Regions from separate parts of the Homo sapiens genome. Here region 2 is linked to region 1. Evidence: read pairs that join two places in POLR2A ChIA-PET (ENCODE). Cell type or tissue: PC-9. All regions are shown on one strand. Each heading gives the region's core, and the rest is flanking DNA. Links, peaks and the distances in the headings are about the cores only. Region 1 holds the start of LOC105377203 (a long non-coding RNA gene). Region 2 overlaps NFAM1 (NFAT activating protein with ITAM motif 1).

Region 1 (10,026 bases), core at 1,012-9,011:
GCAGTATGGTGTGTTCTGGAAGTCCACATGCAGCAAGGTTGCCCAGCCCGGGCAGTGGCAGGGGACCTGGCGGGTAGCGTGCAGCCCAGCGTTGGTGCCGGTGCATCAGGTCCACCAGGAGCAGGAAGATGGCCACTATCATGGCCAGGGGCACCAGTGCTTCTAGCCCCATGGCTGCCTCACTACCAACTGGGCTCCTCTGGACACACCTGGCACCCCCACCCCACCAGGCACAGAGGACCAGGCAGGACACTCTCGGCACACCGAGCGCGTGACCCTTCCCTTATAAAGGGAGCTGATGATGGCCTTCGCCCTCTGCTGTGAGTGAACCTGCTGTGTTGACTGTGCTGCCAGTGGCAGAGTCAGGCCAGGGCAGGTATGGGCTGCTCCAGAGGTCCTTGCCGCTGCTTCCTGCTCCAGGCCCTTACCCAGGGTAGGGTGGTAGAAAGGCCTGGTCGGAGAAGTCACCCCCTCTCCCCACTCCAAGCTCCCCAAGCCCACACAGGCTTCTGGGATAACCAGGGTCTCAGTGGACCCGGCCATCCACCTCCCAGCTAGGCTCATACACCCTAATGTAGTCACAACCCCTCCTCCAGAACATGACCTTGCCCTTTCCCTACCCCCACCTGCCCACTCCAGAGTGACCTTCAGCACCCTTATCTGTCACTGGCACTTACCTGGGGCCTTAGAGCTCCTGATGATGAGTGGCATCATGGGCCTGGTCCCTTCACTTCACCTTGCACTCTTGACATGCACAGACGCTATGCACACACCTGATGGTGCACAGATCTCTTGTCCACTCCCAGACACTTGTCCACTTGTTCACACTTGCAGGGACACGATTACACATGCAGAAAATCACCCACACAAAGACAATATTCACACATACACAGACTCACACTGACACTCAGGGCACACATTCTCTCTCACACACACCAGTCACACACACATACAGACCCGGCACCAAGTACCCCACTTCCCAGCCATGCCCGAGGTTTCCTGGATGGGACCTCTCCTGTCCAGAGGCTGCTCCCGGTGAGCCTCAAAGCTGTCACATGGATCCCAGCTCAGCCCACATTCTGGGCTCTGGCCGGGCCATGACTTCCTGTTTGCAACAGGGCTGTTCCCAGAGCTCCCAGTTGGTAGCCTGAAGGCCGTTGCCCCAGCCTGTGACAGCATCCTCCAGGGCTGCCTGAGGGTCGTCATTCTCCACTGCTTCCTGGCCTCCATGTTTCTGATTAGAAATCTGGTGGAAACATTATGGAGGATCCTTTATTTAGGATATGTTGCTTTTTTATTTTTATTTTTTCTTTAGACAGGGTCTCACTCTGTTGCCCGGGCCGGAGTGCAGTGGCAGGATCATGGCTCACTGCAATCTCAACATCAAGTGGACCTCCTGCCTCCCAAGTAGCTGGGACTACAGGCACCACCGAGCCCAAATAATTTTTTTTTTGAGACGGAGTTTTGCTCTGTCGCCCAGGTGGGAGTGCAATGATGCGATCTCGGCTCACTGCAACCTCCACCTCCAGGGTTCAAGCGATTCTCCTGCCTCAGCCTCCCAAGTAGCTGGGATTACAGGTGCCCACCACCATGCCTGGCTGATTTTTTGTACAAGAAGTTTATAGAACACCAAGCAGATTTAACCCAAAGAAGACGACCTCAAGGCATCTGATAATTAAACTCCGAAAGGTCAAGGATAAAGAAAGGATCCTAAAAGCAGCAAGAGAAAAGAAACAAATAACATGCAGTAGAGCTCCAATACATGACATGGGGCAGCCACCTTTCCAGTGGAAACCTTACAGGCCAGGGGGGAGTGGCATGACATATTTAAAGTGCTGAAGGAAAAAAAACTTTTAGCCTAGAATAACGTATCTGGCAAAAATATCCTTCCAACAGGAAGGAGAAATAAAGACCTTCCCAGACAAACAAAAGCTGCGAGATTTCATCAACACCAGACCTATATCCCACAAGAAATGCTAAAGGGAGTTTTTCAATCTGAAAAAAAAAAGGATATTAATGAGCAAGAAGAAATCATCTAAAGGTACAAAACTCACTGGTAATAGTAAGCACACAGAAAAACAGAGTATTATAATACTGTAATTGTGGTGTGTAAACTACTCTTATTTTAATTAGACTAAATGATGAACCAATCAAAAATAATAAGTACTTTTCAAGACAGACAGTACAGTAAGACATAAAGAGGCCGGACCCGGTGGCTCACGCAGGTAATCCCAGCACTTTGTAAGGCTGAGGTGGGTGGATCACCTGAGGGCAGGAGTTCGAGACAAGCCTGGCCAACATGGTGAAACCCCATCTCTACTAAAAATACAAAAAATTTAGCTGGGCATGGTGGTGGGCGCCTGCTACCCAGGAGGCTGAGGCAGGAGAATCGGTTGAACCTGGGAAGTGGAGGTTACAGTGAGCTGAGATCGTGCCACTGCACTCTAGCCTGGGCAACAGAGCAAGACTTTATCTCAAAAACAAAAAAAGAGAAACAACAAAAAGTTAAAAAGCACTAAGATGAACTTAAAGTGTAGAGTTTTTATTAGTCTTCCTTTTGCTTTATGTTTGTTTACACAATCAGTGTTGTCATCCGTTTAAAATAATGAGTTATAAGATAATATTTGCAAGCCTCACGGCAACCTCAAATCAAAAAGCACACAATAAGTGAGACTGTGTCTCAAAAAGAAAAGAAGAAAAAACACACAATGGATACACACACACAAAAAAGCAAGAAATTAAATCATACCACCAGAGAAAATCACCTTCATTAAAAGGAAGACAAGGAAAAAAAAAAAAAAAAAAAAAAAAAAGAGAAGACCACAAAACAGTGAGAAAAGAAATAACAAAATAGCAGGAGTAAGTCCCTGCTTAGCAATAATAACATTGAATGTAAATGGACTAAACTCTCCAATACAAAGACACAGAGTGGCTGAATGGATGAAAAAGCAAAGCTCAATGCTCTTTTGTCTAGAAGAAACACACTTCACCTGTAAAGATACACATGGACTGAAAATAAAGGGATGGAAAAAGATACTCCATGCCAATGGAAAACAAAAAAGAGCAGGAGTAGCAATACTTAGACAGAACAGATTTTAAAACAAAAACTGTAAGAGGAGGCCGGGTGTGGTGGCTCACGCCTGTAATCCCAGCACTTTGGGAGGCCAAGACGGGCGGATCACGAGGTCAGGAGATTGAGACTATCCTGGCTAACATGGTGAAACCCCGTCTCTACTAAAAATACAAAAAATTAGCCAGGCGTGGTGGCGGGCGCCTGTAGTCCCAGCTACTCAGGAGGCTGAGGCAGGAGAATGGCGTCAACCTGGGAGGCGAAGCTTGCAGTGAGCCAAGATCGCGCCACTGCACTCCAGCCTGGGTGACAGAGCGAGACTCCGTCTCCAAAACAAAACAAACAAACAACAACAACCAAAAAAACTGTAAGAGGAGACAAAGAAGGTCATCCAGCAACAGAATATAACAATTGTAAATACATATGCACACAACACTGGAGCACGTAAAGCAAATGTTATTGGAGCCCAAGAGAGACGTTAACGCAATAACAGCTAAAGACGTCAACACCCCACATTCAGCATTGGACGGGTGTCCCAGATGGAAACCCAATAAGAAAACATTAGACTTAATCTGCACTACAAAAGAAATGGACCTACTAGATACTTACAGAACACTTCGTCTAAAGTCTGCAGAATACACATTCTTCTCCTCAGCACATGGATCATTCTCAAGGATACACCATATGTTAGGTCACAAAGCAAGTCTTAAAACATTACAAATGTTAAAATAATATCAAGCATCTTCTCTGACCACAACAGAATAAAAGTGGAAATCAACAACAAGAGGAATTCTGGAAACTATACATACACGTGAAAATTAAACAATATGGTCCGGAATGGCCAGTGGTTCAATGAAGAAATTAGGAAGGAAATTTGGCTGGGCACAGTAGCTTACACCTGTAATCCCAGCACTCTGGGGGGCTGAGGCAGTCAGATGACCTGAGATAGGGAGTTCGAAAGCAGCCTGGCCAACATGGTGAAACTCCGTCTCTACAAAAAATACAAAAATTAGCAAAGCATGGTGGCATGTGCCTGCAGTCCCAGCTACTAGGGAGGCTGAGATGGGAGGATTGCTTGAACCCAGGAAGTCAAGGCTGCAGTGAGCCCTGATGGCATCACTGCACTCCAGCCTCGGTGACAGAGCAAGACCCTGTCTCAAGAAAACACACACACACACACACACACACACACACACACAGATGCTCAAACTAATATCATTTTGCTGTTAGAGCCAAGAGGGGTGGCCTGTGTAGTAAAAAGTGGGGAAGTCATTCCTTGCACAATGCAAGCCACTGGACCAAGAGTCCAAACTGACTCTTGACAGGAGGCTGGGAGATATCTGCTAAGGCCTTGGAATGTCCTGCCTGAAATAGTGTCTTTGTACATAGCTAGGGCCTTGGACCGTACAACACAGTTTATGCCAACAATGTGATCGAGGGTGGGGCCGTCAGGCCTGTATCCATCTGACTTCAGGAGGGGCTGGAGACTGAGTAACTGAGGTCAGCCATGCTGCGGGGGCTCAAGCCTAGGATGACCAACTCCCAACAAAAACCATGGACACCAAGGCCCAGGTGAGCTTCCGTGGCTGGCAGGGCTCTCTGCTGCCTCACTTACTGTTGGGGGAGAATTAAGCACTGCCTGTAGGAGTCCACCAGAAAAGAGAGCTGCAGCCTTGGCCTGGTCATTCTGGACTCTGGTCCCTGTGCCTTTCATCTTTGCTGACTTTAATCTGTACCCTTCTCTGTAATAAACTGTTAACAGGGAGAATAACAGCTTTTCTAGGGCTGTGAGACCTTCTAGAAATCACTGAACCTGAGGGTGGTCTGGGGGAGCACAACACAGTCTCCCACCCTAGCCAGGGAATGGGTTGATTCTTGGCATATGCCTATTCATATCCACCCCAGCCAAGACTTACGCATGGACTTTGTCACCAAGCCAGGCAGCCAGTGATGGGTCTCTGGGCGTGACGTGGGGGCAGGCTGTTTCCTGCTGAGAATCACTATGCCTGTATCTCAAGTAAAGTCAGGCGTCCAGGTAAGAGTGAATGAGGTGAGGCTGGTCTCGGTGGCTCACGCCTGTAATCCCAGCACTTTGGGAGGCTGAGGCTGGTGGTCACGTGAAGTCAGGAGTTTGAAACCAGACTGGCCAACATGGCGAAACCCATCACTACTAAAAAGACAAAAATGAGCCGGGGGTGGTACCCGGTGCCTGTAATCCCAGCTACTCAGGAAGCTGAGGCACGAGAATCGCTTGAACTCTGGAGGCGGAGGTTGCAGTGAGCTGAGATTGCACCACTGCACTCCAGCCTGGGTGACAGAGTAGGCTCCATCTCAAAAAAAAAAAAAAAAAAATGAATGAATGAGGTGAGGGGTGAGGGGTGAGGGGTGAGCACTGACATCAGGCAGGTGACTGACGACCCAACACAACCAGGACCTTGGCAGGGGCCCAGACTGGATACAGAAACCAAGTGGGAGCCACTAGACTAATTTATTGTACAACAGGGTCCCAGCTGAGGAGCAACTCTAGCGGGGCACAGCACAAAGCTCATAGGGGGATGGCGTCACCAGAAAGCCGACGACACGAGAGTGGCTGGGCCGGGGCTGTCCGGTGGGCACCGAGAAGCTGAAGTGCTGCAGCAGGGAGGTGAAGAAGAGGAAGAGCTCTATGCGGGCCAGGGGCTCCCCGAGGCATGCACGGCGGCCTGTGGGGAGGGGAGGGGCGTCAGTGAGCCTGGCTCCCGGGTGATACCCCTGCAAGACTCCACGGAAGGGGACAGGGAGCCGGGCTCCCCACAGGCACCTGCTGAGAAAGGCAGGAAGGCCTCCAGCTTCACAAAGTGGCCCTGGGCATCCAGGAAGTGTTCGGGGTGGAAGCGGAAGGGCTTCTCCCAGACGGCCTCATCCTTCAGCACCGATGACAGGTTGGTGAAGAGCATCATCCCCTGGGCAGGAGATGCAGGGTGAGAGTGGGGACTGGACTCTAGGATGCTGGGACCCCCAAGCACACAGGGGACACACACTGCCTGGCACACAGCTGGACTCTGTCAACTAGTCCTGTGCCCGAGAAGCTCCAGAGCACCCTCTCCGACCCCATGGCAGGGCGCAGTCACACCTCCTGGGAGCGCCCACGCTACCCCCTCTCCCTACAGGTATTGGGGTCCTCCAACATTCTGGCAGGTCCTGGTCTGCCTTCCCCACTAGACTGGGGCTCTGGATGGACAGGCCAGCCCTGCCTATACTCTGCACCCCACACCCAGGCTGGGACAGTCGATGTGGTGGCATTGAGGACTGGGTGGCCAGGGTTCCTAGACTGGGCCCACCTGGCAGTGGCCATGCTGGGGCTATCACCAGGGGCTGGTGCTGAGCTGGGGTGAGGAGGGTGCCAGGCCTACCTTAGGGATGCGGAAGCCCTGTACTTCGATGTCACGGGATGTCATATGGGTCACACCCAGGGGGACGATGTCCCCAAAGCGCTGCACCTCGTGAATCACGGCAGTGGTGCAGGGCATGCGAGCCTGGTCACCCATCTCTGGTCACCACACCTGCCCTATCACGTTGTCGATCTGTTGGACACGGCCTGGACAGACACGCGTCCCCACAATGGGTCAGCACCCAGGGGACCAGCCCTGACACTCTCCTGCCTCCTGTGTTGGAGGAGGTTAGGCTTACAGGAACCTGGCCAAGCCTGTGCTTGGAGTCCCGGGTGTCCCAGCTAAGCTCAGGGGCCCCCACCTGTACCCTTCCTCCCTTGCCCCCTGCACTGGGCCCCAGCTGGGCTCACGCTGCACATCCGGGCGTAGGATCATGAGCAGGAGGCCCCAGGCCAGCGTGATCGAGGTGGTCACCATCCCGGCAAAGAACAGGTCAGCCACCACCATGCGCAGGTTCTCATCATTGAAGCTGCTCTCAGGGTTCCCCTTGGCCTGAGCAGGGCTGAGAGGGTACTCAGGGGACAGAACGGGAAAGCCCCCAAATGACCTCCACATTCTGCACCTGTCAGCCCAGGTGCCACTTGCCAAGTGATCCAATGGACCCACCTTTTGCCTGCCTCATTCCTCCCGGACGCTCAACCCACCACCCCTGGTCCCTACCGTGTCAGCCACTCTCACCTTCTCCTTCTCTGCCAGGAAGGCCTCAGTCAGGTCTCGGGGTGGCTAGGCTGGGTCCCAGATCATTCTGTGCTCGGTCAGCAGCTCATCCAGCTGGGTCAGGAAAGCCTTTTGGGAGCGTAGGACCTTGCCAGCCAGCCCTGGGATGCGCAGGAGGAGGGGGACAACATTCAGCATCTACAGCTGACACAGAACGGGGTCTCAATCCCTCCTGTGCTCTGCGTTCACCTGGACCAGTCTCAGGCCCCAGCTGCCTCCAGGGAAGACCCAGGGCCTACCTGTCCCCACCACTCACCTCCCCAAGTCCCTCCCCAAGTGCCAGCCTCCACCCTCTCTCCTTGCCCTGGGCTGCCAGAGGAGAAACCTAAAAATCAAAATCTCCAATGTGGACAGGAGGCACAGGGTCCTTGGCCTTTCTTGGTGCCCCCTGACCCGGGCACACCTCTCCCACGACCGTATCTGAGATGTCTCCTCCTCCTCAAGGCCCTTCCTCTAGCAGTGAGCTCTTCTGGAATGTCCTTTCCCAAACCACTCTATGCAAACCCTGCTCCTTGGAGGTCCGGCTGCAGTCCCGGCACCTCTCAGGAGCTCGCCCTGCAGAGACCCTGCGGTCCCTCGCTCCACATCTCTCACAGAAAGCCCAGCTCCTCCTTCAATCCCTTCTGAGCTAGGTCCAGTAGCCTGAGGAAGCGAGGGTCGTCGTACTCGAAGCGGCACCCGCAGGTGAGGGAGGCGATCACGTTGCTCGCCGCTTTGTTCAGGAGGCCGTTGGGGTGAAAGGGGCGTCCTGGGGGCGGGAGATGCGGGTCAGGGGTCGCCTTCCCAGTCCTCCACCTTCCCAGTTCCCGCTTTGTGCCCCTCTGCCCATCACCCACTGGCTTGGTCGGCGAAGGCGGCACAGAGGCAGGCGGCCTCCTCGGTCACCCACCGCTCCAGGGACTTCTTGCCCAGGCCCAAGTTGCGCAAGGTGGACACGGAGAAGCGCCTCTGCTCGCGCCACGCGTGTCCGTAGTGTGCCAGAAACACCCCTGGGGGCGGGACGGACACATGGGCGTGGTCATGGAGGCCTTGGCCCCGCCCTCCGCCGCCCACTCCAACCCTGTGCTTTTCCTGGTCTCCCGCAGTCCCTGGCCCTGTCCAGCTGGGCACAGGGCCTGCTCTTTGCTCACTCACCTTGCTTGGGTCTTGGCCCCACCTTGGCTCTTCCGACCCTGACTGCCTTTCCACTCAGGGAAGATCCCGCCCGTCCCGCCCCGCCCATACTGAGCCCACAGCAGAGTCCATCCCGGCTTCTAGACACCCGCTTCCAGCTGGGAAAGGCGCCAGCTCCGCCCACCCGGTTCCTGGTGGGTCTCGGCAGTTGCCCCGCCCACTCACAAGCCCCTCTTCCTCCCGCCCACAGACTCGCACCTCCCCAATGGAAGTGGTTTCCTGGCTCGCTGTCCCCAACCCACTCACTGGCCCACAACCCCGCGCCCTCTCAGCCCAGCTTGGGCTACGGTCACCGCCCACCCAGGACCCACGGAAACGCAGTCTCTGTCCCCCACCGCCGCTTGCCTTGGGAGCGCGGCCCGATGCCCAGGACCTGGTAGATGGGCGCAGGCGGGCGGTCGGCGGTGTCCTCGCCGCAGGTCACCAGAGCCTCACGCACGGCCGCCAGCCCATTGAGCACGACCACCGGCATCCAGGCCAGCTGCAGGCTGAACACGTCCCCAAAGCGGTGCCGCAGCTGTAGAGGGAGGGTCAGGGCCTCCGTTGGGTCAGGGCCTCCATCAGGCCAGGGTCCCCCCAGACTGCAGGTCCTAGTCCTATTTGAACCTTAGACGACCCTCGGGGCTACCAGGAGTGAGCAGGTGGAAGGAGGAGACCCAGCCTCCCGATCCTGGGGCGGGGATGGGGTCACACCTTCTGTGATGGAGGAACTCAGTTTGGATGCGTCACCCAGGTATGACCTTGCAAGAGTCACCAAAATTGCCGAGAGGCCCCAGTTAGCATCCCATTCCCAGATGATGGTCCATGCCGGTGAGCAGTGAGGCCCGAGGACCCACAGTGCAAAAGGTTTGAACCGGGTCCACTATATCCCTTCATCCTTGATTTCTAACTTACTCATTTATTTAGACCATGTCTGGCTCTGTCACCCAGGCTGGAGCGCAATGGCGCGATCTTGGCTCACTGCAACCTCCACCTCCCGGGTTCAAGCAATTCACCTGCCTCAGCCTCCCATGTAGCTGGGATTACAGGTGCCCACCACCGTGCCCCGCTAATTTTTGTATTTTTAGTAGAGGCAGGGTTTCACCATGTTGGCCAGGCTGGTCTCGAACTCCTGACCTTGTGATCCCCCCACCTTGGTCTCCCAAGATGCTGGGATTACAGGTGTGAGCCACCGCGCCCAGCCGTTGATTTTTTTTTTTTTTTTTTTTTTTTTTTTTTTTGAGACAGAGTCTCGCTCTGTCGCCCAGACTGGAGTGTAATGGTGTGTTCTCAGCTCACTTCAAGCTCTGCCTCATGGGTTCATGCCATTCTCCTGCCTCAGCCTCCCAAGTAGCTGGGACTACAGGTGCCCACCACCTCGCCTGGCTAATTGGTTTGTATCTTTAGTAGAGACGGGTTTCATTGTGTTAGCCAGGATGGTCTCGATCTCCTAACCTCATGATCCGCCCGCCTTAGCCTCCCAAAGGGCCGGGATTACAGGCGTGAGCCACCGCGCCCGGCCTGATTTCTTATTCGTTTATTTAGACATTGTCTGGCTGTGTCACCGAGGTTGCAAGGCAATGGCACAATCTCCACTCACTACAACCTCTGCCTCCTAAGTTCAAGCAATTCTCCTGCCTCAGCCTCCCAAGTAGC
Region 2 (10,026 bases), core at 945-8,944, 230 kb after region 1:
ACAGTGGAGAGGGTCTTAAAATTCTGCGTCAATTGAATCCCGTTGGCCTACCCAGTAAATCTTAACGCCTCTGATGCTCTAGCTTCATTTCTGATTGATTTTCCCTGGCAGAGGTACCAAATTCTTTGCTTTAAGTGTCAGGCTCTCTCTGTCAAGTAGTTAATGACCTATAAAGCACTTAAAACGTACTGGAGGAGATGCGATTTGGAGGCACCCTGCAGTGTATCCTCTCTTATTGTCGGTAATCACCCCTCATTTATTTGCTCTTATTGGTTTGGAATTTGCTATCAGGTTTTCCTAAAGCCAAGCCCACCAGGAATGGTCCAATTCTATGTGGGCCCAGATGGGTGCCGGGATTGGAACCTAGGGGCAGTGGGCAGCCAGTGTGGCCTCTTTCCTCACGAGCCCTTCGGCTTGGGTGCCCTGGTCATCTCATGGCCACACATTCAGCGGCTCTGCCTCTTGCCAGCTGAGTGATCTTGAGCATTCAGTGCCCCCCTCCAAGCCTCACTTTCCTCTTCCACACTGCCCCAGAGCTGGTGCCTGCCCCTGAACAACTGGAAGATGACTCCAGCCTGGTGAAGTCAGTGCTGGGAGCCGTAGAAGAGGCCCAAGGTCAGGGTGAGCATGGAGGTCATGACCGAGGCAAGCTCCAGGGTCAGAGGTCATAGGAAGCATCCCCAAGGAGCACAAAACAGGGTGGGCCACTGACCTCGGGGCAGAAGAGCCTCTCAGAGAGGGGCCCAGCCTGGGAGGCAGAATAGGCTCTTCTAGGAGGGAAAGTGTCTTCATTTTCTTTTCTTTTTTTTTCCTTGAGACGGAGTCTTGCTCTGTCGCCCAGGCTGGAGTGCAATGGCGCAATCTTGGCTCATTGCAACCGCCATCTCCCAGGTTCAAGCGATTCTCCTGCCTCAGCCTCCTGAGTACTGGGACTACAGGCATGCACCACTACACCCAGCTAATTTTTCTATTTTTAGTAGAGACAGGTTTCGCCATGTTGGCCAGGCTGGTCTCAAACTCCTGACTTCAGGTGATCCACCTGCCCTCAGCCTCCCAAAGTGCTGGGATTACAGGCGTGAGCCTGGCCAGTGTCTTCATTTTCTATGGCTGCTGTAACTAATCACCACAAACCTGGTGACTTAAAACAACACACGTTATCCCTATTGAAAAGCCGGGAGAAAAAAGAAAGAAAAAAATTATTTTTTAAAAACCCACAACACGACACACATTTATTTTCTTACAGTTCTCAAGACCGGAAATTCAGAATCAGTTTCAACAGGCAGAAACCAGGGTGTTCACAGGGCCACGTTCCCTCCAGAAGCTTTGAGGAGTATCCGTTTCCTTGCCCTCTCCTGCTTCTGGGGCTCTGTTCCCCGGCTGTGGCCTCTTCTTCCATGTTCAAAACCAGCGGCGTACCATCTTCAGACCTCTTTCTCTGCTTCCATCATCACACCACCTTCTGCCTTTGGTCTGTAATCTCCCTCTGCATCCCCCTTTATAAGGGCGTTTGTGATTGTAATGATCCAGGATAACCTCCTCATCTCCAGATCCTTAATCACATCTGCGGCGCCTTTGTCATATAAGGTAACATTCACAGGTTCCAGGATTAGGATGTGGATATCTTGGCGAGGGTGGGATTCTTCAGGCTACCACAGAAAGCCACCAACCAAAGTGGTTCAGATCATGGATTCTGAAGCCACTGCTGGGGCCTGAATCTCAACTGCACCATCTGCCAGCTAGGTGACTTTGGGCGAGTTGTTATATCTTTTTAAGGCTCAGTTTCCTCATCTGTGAAATGAGATCAATGCCTACTTATTGCCACAGATAAAAACTGAATAGGCATTTAACCATCTGACAGGTAGAGGGAGTTTCATGCGCCAGAGCCTGGACCTTGAAAGAGGCCCCAGCAGGGCCCTTCTGTAGGAGGAAAGGAGGAAGGGCAGGAAAGGGTACGGGCAGGGCAGGCTGGGTGGAGGAAGAAGCTGAACCACGTCCCAGGGAAGTGTGTGTGTGCTCTGTCCTAAGGGTAATGAACAGGGGACAACAGAAAGTGTTTAAGTAGGGCAATTTTTTTTGGTTTATTTTTGTTTTGTGTTATTGAAATGCAATTCACATATTATAAATTTACCCTTTTAAAGTGTACAATTCAATGGATTTTAGCATATTCAAGAGGTTGCGTAACCATCACTGCTGTCGCATTCCAGAACATTTCCATTACCTCATAAAAAATCCCCATACCCATTAGCAGTTCTTTTTTTTTTTTTTTTTTTTGAGACAGAGTCTTGCTCTGTCGCCCAGGCTGGAGTGCAATGGCGCTATCTCGGCTCACTGCAAGCTCTGTCTCCCGGGTTCACGCCACTCTCCTGCCTCAGCCTCCCAAGTAGCTGGAACTACACGGACCCGTCACCACGCCCGGCTAATTTTTTGTATTTTTAGTAGAGGTGGGGTTTCACCGTGTTAGCCAGGATGGTCTCGATCTCCTGACCTCATGATCCGCCCACCTTGGCCTCCCAAAGTGCTGATTACAGGTGTGAGCCACCGTGCCCGGCCAGCAGTTCTTTTTTTTTTTTTTTTTTTTTGAGACAGAGTCTCACTCTGTCGCCCAGGCTGGAGGGCAGTGGCACCCTGTCGGCTCACTGCAACCTCAGTCTCCTGGGTTCAAGCAATTCTCCTGCCTCAGCCTCCTGAGTAGCTGGGATTATAGGCGCCCACCATCACGCCCAGCTAATTTTTATATTTTTAGTAGAGATATGGTTTCACCATGTTGGCCAGGCTGGTCTCGAACTCCTGACCTCGATGATCCACCTGCCTTGGCCTCCCAAAGTGCTAGGATTACAGGCGTGAGCCACCGTGCCCGGCTGTCTGGATAATTTTTGTATTTTTAGTTGCGATAGGGTTTCACCCATGTTGGCCAGGCGTGGGCCACTGCGCCTGGCCCCCATTAGCAGTTCTAAAGCTCTCTGCAACCTTGAACTCCAATCTTGAGCTCCAGGCTTGAACCCAGGAAGAAGGCAGGGGTGCCTTGAGCACCACAATGACCATCTCTATTTCTGGAACTGGTCACTTGGCTGTGGGTCCTACCCTTATCCCTGGGACTCAGCTGCACAGACTTGTCCCAATGGGTCAGGAAGGACAGCAGCTCTCCTGACTCCACCCCCGTCACATGACATGCCAGGGTTCCCCACCCATAAGGGGCAGGAGATTGTGGGGCTGCTGGAGGAAGTTGTGGGGGCATTTGAGGCTGAGTGCTGGCTAAGCAGCAATGGCTTATGCCGGTAATCCCAGCATTTGGGAGGCCAAGGTGGCAGGATCGCTTGAGCTCAGGAGTTTGAGACCAGCCTGGGCAACACGGCAAAACCCGGTCTCTATGAAAAATACAAAAAATTAGCCAGGTGTGATGGTGCGCACCTGTAGTGCCAGCTACTCCGGAGGCTGAGGTAGAGGACCGCTGGAGCACAGAGGTTGAGGCTGCAGTGAGCTGTGATCGCACCACTGCACTCCAGCCTGGATGACAGAGTGAGACCCTGTCTCAAAAAAAAAAAAAAAAAAAAAAAACCAAACCGAAAACACATTAAAATTTTTCTTTTTGGAAAACCATCCAATCAGCCAGAGAGACACAGAAAAAAAGGAGCTTCTCCAGTGCTCCCCACACACCCCCGCCACCACCCCTGGCCGGGCTCTGTTCTGCTGGCTACTTGGGGGAGTCTCAGGCCCTGAATGATCAGGGACATGTGGCCTGGCCTAGAGGCAGCTGAGGCAGGAGGGAGGCCATCTGGTGAGGCGAGAGGTAGCGGTCAGGACATTGCTGAGTCCGCTGAGGCATCCCCTGGCAGTCACAAGGGCTTCTGGGATCAATTAGCAGAACCACCCTAACAGGGCTCATGGCCCCTGACGCAGGCACGTGTCCTCAGAGCCTCTTGACAGCCTTGGCAGCCAGGAATTGAAAGGAGGTGGGGGAGGGGGATGTCGGCCTTTCCCCTGTGCCTGGCCTCGCCTCCAACAGCTCAGCACAGAGCCTCCCCGCCCTCCCCATTAGGCGGAGGCTGCCGGCCTTCCAGAGCCTGCACTTCTTATTGCCTTGCTTCTCCTGGTGTTGTGGGTGCAGCAACAGTCTGCCTCAATTTTCACATATGTAAAATGGGTCATATACTAATTAAAGATCACTTCCTGGAAATAAAAAAAAAAATTATCCCTTTTTCACTAAGAACAGGTGTTGAATCAACAGCAAAGGAAAAGACTCCTTTATTTTTTGAACAAACAGCTCCTAAGCCCCTACTGTGAGTCAGGCACAGACAAAGAGAGACAAATGAGGTGTTTGCCATGCTTGGGAAACACGGGAATTCTGGGGGGAGATGGATGTGTGTGAACTGATTCAGTTTGAAGAGGTCAAAGAAATGAGAGGATTCAGTAAACTGCTTGGTGTGGGAGGGGGCTTTAAGGAAGACTTCACAGTGGAGGTAGCATTTTTTTTTTTTTTTGAGATGGAGTTTTACTCTGTGGCTGATATCTGTGGTATGTGCCACCACACCCGGCTAATTTTTGTATTTTTAGTAGAGATGGGGTTTTGCCATGTTGGCTAGGCTGGTCTCCGACTCCTGACGTGAGGTGATCTGCCTGCCTTGGCCTCCCAAAGTGGTGGGATTGTAGGCGTGAGCCACTGTGCCCAGCTGGAGGTAGCATTTGAGCAGGAATTCCTCAGGCAAAGAATAGGGTGCAGGTCCTCAGGGCAGGGAGAATGGTAGGAGCCCAGACTCAGAGGTGGGGAGCTCAGCATCTTGGGGAACAGCAGCCATAGATGGAAGCATGAATGGAGCTGGGGTGACTTTGGGCCAGTAGGAGCCAATCAGAAATGAGCTGGTGGACTCCATGAAGACAGGACTGTCCATTTCTTATTCCAGCCACAGCACTGGGCTTGACACATAGTTGGAGCGGGACAAATGTTGTTAAAAGAATGAAGGATGGCCAGGTGTGGTGGCTCACACCTGTAATCCCAGCAATTTGGGAGGCTGAGGCAGGCGGATCACTTGAGGTCAGGAGTTTGAGACCATCCTGGCCAACGTGGTGAAACCCTGTCTCTACTAAAAATACAAAAAATTAGCCAGGCGTGGTGGCACTCATCTGTGATCCCAGCTACTTGGGAAGCTGAGGCAGGAGAATTGCTTGAACCTGGGAGACAGAGGTTGCAGTGAGCCAAGATTGCACCACAGCACTCCAGCCTGGGTGATAGGAGGGAAACCCTGTCTCAAAAAAAAAAAAAAAAAAAAAAAAAAAAAAAAGCCAAGCATAGTGGCTCACACCTGTAATCCCAGCATTTTGGGAGGCCGAGGTAGGTGGATTTCTTGAAGTCAGGAGTTTGAGACCAGCCTGGCCAATATGGTGAAACCCCATCTCCACTAAAAATACAAAAAAAATTAGCTGGGCCTGGTGGCACGTGCCTGTAGTCCCAGCTACTCGGGAGGCTGGGGCAGAAGAATTGCTTGAACCCAGGAGGTGGAGATTGCAGTGTGCCCAGATCACACCACTGCACTCCAGCCTGGGCCTCACAGAGAGACTCCATCTCAAAAAAAAAAAAAGAAAGAAAGAAAGAAGAAAAGAAAAAAAAAAGTGAAGGAGTGGTAGGAGTGGTAAGAGCCCTGAATGTGAGACTAAGGGGTTGAGCCCCGATCCTATGGACAGTGGAAACCACTGTGAGTTTTGGTATAGGGTGTGAGGTAGGGGTCATGTAGAGGTTTGGCTCTCCCAGCACCAATTGTTGAAAAGACTGTTCCCCATTGAATGATGGTGGCCCCCTTGTTGGAATGAATTGACCATTACCATAAGGTATGGCAGGCTTTTGAGAGAGGAATCATGTGGTCAGATATGTATTATAGAAAGATCAGGTGAGACTTGTTTGGACTGGGAATGGCTGGGAGGAGGAGGGGTTGGAGGGAGGCTCTTATGGGTGGACTTGATGGCAGGGGGACAGAAGGGGCATCTGGGGAGAAGAGACATCCCTGGATCAGCCCATGGCGGGCAGCAAGGTACAGGGCTATGTCCTGAGCCAAGGCCAGGATCTGGCCCACTTGGGCCTGTGGAACTCACTGGGGGATGGGGATGGGGCAGTCAAGGGAGAGACAGAGAAAATGCCCCCACTCCTCGGCCCCTCAAGGTCCTCAAAGTGGTAAAATAAAACCCACTCCAGATATAGCCATTTGCAAAGTCAGTTTTCAGGTAATGAAAGGATTGTAATGGAAAAACAATGCCAATTACAGCAGCATTATCCGGGATTATAAAGCTTCTAAGAGGCGGCTCACACCTCCAGGCATGCTGTGCCTGGGAATTTCCAGGGTAGACTTGGGATCAGAGCATACAGGCTGCCAGGATCCAGGCCTCACAGTGGGCGTGGGCTGCTGGGGAGGCCCAACCCCTGGGGCTCTATGGATCTGCCTCCATTTCCCCAAAGAGATAGAATACCGGGAGGCAGGAGGACCCCCCCAACTTCACACACACACACACACACACACACACACACACACACTTCTGAGAAATTGGATAAGAGGAATGTGAGGCTGCCAGCCCATCTCTGAAGGAAACCTGTTCTTCTGTGGGCTTCCCTACTCCTGGGGACACCACATCCCTCCATGGCTCTTTCTGCCTCCCCCATCACCTCCCCTACCTGGCCTTGGGGACAGCAGGACTGCACACATGCCCTTGGGGACAGCAGGACTGCACACACGCCGAGGCAGCCCAGCGTTGCTCCTCCTGGGCTGTGTGACCTGGAGCCAGTCAGCTGTTCTGAGTGGTAGCTTCTGCTTCGATAAAATGGGGAGATCACCCCTGCCCACCATCACAGACCTATTTTCAGGATTAAATGAAATATTCTAGATAAAGAGTCCGAGGAATAGAAACCAGTCCAACCTCGGGGCCTGGCGATTTGGTGGTGACTGTTAGAACAGTGAACTTCTATGCACTGGGTCCCAGGAATCCCTCCTCATTTCCCATAGGGAAAGTTTTGCAGATGTGTGTGTGTACAAGGATGTTCCCTGCAGCCCCTTATGTGAGGTTGAAAAATCATAAACAACTGAAAAGGCCTTCGATAGGGGGCCTGATTAAATTAGGATCCATCTGTCCTGCAGGATCCTTTGCTGTAATTGGAGTCTGGCAGCTCCTGTGTGCTGTCTCCGGCAGATCCCACCACGTGGGGCTGCATCAACAAAGCAAGTGCAAACAACACCTACAAAATGAATGCATCGCGGCTGTTCGGAAGCCCGCACGGCGCTCCACATTTTACATGTTCACAGGTAGACACCTAGATGCCATAAAAGCAGCGACGAAGAAAACACTCCCAAATGACCCGATTGGTTACTACTGGGGAGGGGACGGGTATGGAGGCTGGGAGGTGGCAGGTGCATCAGAGGAGTTTCACTTTGCTGTAGTTTTAATGTTTCACTGTAACATATGCTTCTGTCACCCACATATGTCACCTCCAGACACACACAAAACACACGCCAACACCAAGTTCAGAGAGTCTGGCCTGACCCGCGCTCAGTCAAGGCTGAGGCCATCATTCTGACCACAGGTCAGGGAAGGGAGACTGGGGAAGCCCCCTCAGGTGGACAAATGACATCCCCTGGCATTGCAAGGAATGGAGTGACGCCACTCAGCCTGGCTGGACTGAGCCAACGGCCCACCTCTCCTGCATAAGCTGTCTGCCAAGAAAACTATTGAACTACATAAAAATCCATCCCTGAAATCCCAGAGGCATCTTTAGAATGGAGCATGGACTTTACATTAGAATGTGCTTTAACAAAAAAAAAAAGAGAGAGAGAGAGAAAGAAAAAGGAAAAGCAGGTTTTGCCTGTAACTTGAGTTCAGGTTTGTGACACTGGGTGGCCAAAGAGCACTGCCTACCCTGGCCGAGGCCACCAGGCTCAGTTCCTGCAATATTGGCTGTGAAGGGAACCCCAGCCACACCGGGTTCAGCGCAGAACCAGCACATGTTCCCATGGAAACTCTGCTGCCAGAATCCCCTGGAAATGTTTGCTGAGGAGGGGCCACCGTTTACCGCACCCACTGCAAGTTCTGGACTGGTGGTAGAGGCTGGGCACAGACTGACCTCCAGAAGAAGTCCATGGGCCCTCTGCTAGGGTGGCACCAGACTTCCCTGGTCCCACAGGACAGCCAGTGGCCTCCTAGCTTAGTTCTGGGCCCCCGCCTGCAAGCACACGTGGCAAGGAGGGCTTCAGCAGGCTCGCAGAACCGAGTGGCAAGGCCCCTGCTCCCAGAAGCTGGTTTCCCAGGATGATTTTCTCAAGCAAGTGCTGACAGAGCAGGAGTCAAGCGGGGGTGGGGTTGGAGGCTGAAACCCATTGAAGGGGTCAACTTCCTAGAGGCAGGCAGGGATGCCTGGGGGTGCCAGACGTGGCTGAGATGTTTCTGCAGAGGGGAGGTTGGGAAGACCTAGGAGGGCAGGGCAGGCTGGGCCGGGAGAGATGGTGGGAAATCCCACCAGGTCAGGGGCCAGTGGGCAGAGGGAAGCATCAGCTGAGACCCAGAGACAGGGCTGCCCTGCTGCGGTAGGGCCCAGGGGCAGGGGCCTGCAGGGGCTGCCTGGGGCTTCCCTTCCCCACCCTAACTCCAGTCCCCACTCAGGACTGCTCACATCCGTCCGTCCTGGAAGGTCCACAGCTCCCCTTCACCTAGGCCTCACCTACTCCACTCAAGCCACCCCATCCCCCTTAGCTTTTCCCCTCCAGGCCCATTCATTCAGCTCCTGCTAAGCCAGCACCCTCCTTCCCTCACCTCTCTGCTTACCTTGCTCCCACCCCCAGCTCTGGGCAGCCCTGGCCTGTCCATCTGATCGTGCTACCCCGTAGGCACTCCTTAAAGGCATGGCTGCAGAGAGCCTGGGCCCAGCTCCCAGGGAGGCCTGCCTCTCACTTAGACTCCTCTGTACTGCCCCAGAAGCCTATTCCTTCTGAAGGACGAGTCTTGAAGGAAATGCACACCCACTGAGCTTCTGCCTGAGCCAGGGAGTCCCCTTCTGTCCTTTCTGAGACACTGAGTAGTGTTTGTTTGTTTGTTTATTTGGACAGAGCGTGCTCTGTAGCCCAGGCTGGTGTGCAGTGGTGCCACTTCGGCTCACTGCAACCTCTGTCTCCCAGGTTCAAGAGATTCTCCTGCCTTAGCCTCTCGAGTAGCTGGGACTACAGGTGCGTGCCACCACACCAGGCTAATTTTTGTATTTTTAGTAGAGACGGGGTTTCACCACGTTGGCCAGGCTGGTCTCAAACTCCTGGCCTCAAGTGATCCACCCGCCTCGGCCTCCCAACATGCTGGGATTACAGGCATAAGCCACTACGCCTGGCCTGAGCTGTCTTGACTGTCACTGCAAACTGAGGCTCAGGTGGCCAGTGACTTGCCCAAGTCCACAAGGCTGTGGGAGGTGGAGCAGGGATTCAAGGGAGGCCCTGAGGCCACCCAGCCTGGGTGGGTCTCAAAAGCAATTTTCTTCTCTTCCCTCCTCCACCCATTCATAGTGGAAAGCAAGCCTGCACCCCAGGAGCTCCCATTCATACCCTCTCTGTCCCCTCTCTGTTCTTCCTCCTCCCGCCTGCCCCATGCACCTCCCACCCTGAAGTTCCCTGCCACCCCTCGCCCTGTGCCAGCTTGTCTCTGCAGGCTCTCAGTCCTGGGGGCTGGAGAACAGGTGCTCAGTCCTCTTTGCTGCCCACAGAAGTCTCAGAACATTCTTGCCCCACCCTCCCTTGGGCCAAAGCCCTTTAGGGTCCCGTCCTTTCATGCTGTGCTCTCCTCCTCCTCCTCCTCCTCCCTGCCTCTCTCCTTGCTCACTGAAGACCTCAGCACCCACTGCCTCCCAGCCTTGCCCTGAACCAAGCACAGACGACCACCACGCTGGCAATGTCTCTGTCCACCAGAGGGGTGATGGGTCAGCCCCCAAGAACCTCCTACGCCACAGGGAGGAGTTGGAATTTTATTCCAAGTGAGGCAAAAACCATGCAAGGTATAGAGCAGGGGAGGCCAAGG

What was found. Peaks named below come from ENCODE experiments on the same cell type or tissue, not always from the same donor. Only the 100,000 strongest peaks of a DNase experiment are listed, where the experiment ranks them.
Region 2: POLR2A ChIA-PET joins it to region 1 with 15 read pairs; 3 of 35 experiments call an interaction of 5 or more read pairs at or near these places.

Annotation. Positions count from the first base shown.
Region 1 is chr22:42,144,293-42,154,318 of GRCh38, forward strand. LOC105377203 (a long non-coding RNA gene) reads right to left here and starts at 5,208. Exons shown (of 3, transcript XR_938280.2): 1 at 4,987-5,208; 2 at 3,680-4,061; 3 at 1,160-1,246. It also overlaps the pseudogene CYP2D7 and the pseudogene CYP2D8P. In PC-9, for the core only: no CTCF peak of the experiment used is centred there; no DNase peak of the experiment used is centred there.
Region 2 is chr22:42,373,008-42,383,033 of GRCh38, forward strand. NFAM1 (NFAT activating protein with ITAM motif 1) reads right to left here. Exons shown (of 6, transcript NM_145912.8): 6 at 7,400-10,026. Among named protein-coding and RNA genes, the nearest start is that of LINC01315, 8.8 kb to the left of the region's middle. In PC-9, for the core only: a CTCF peak has its summit at 1,850; a DNase peak (open chromatin) is centred at 1,894.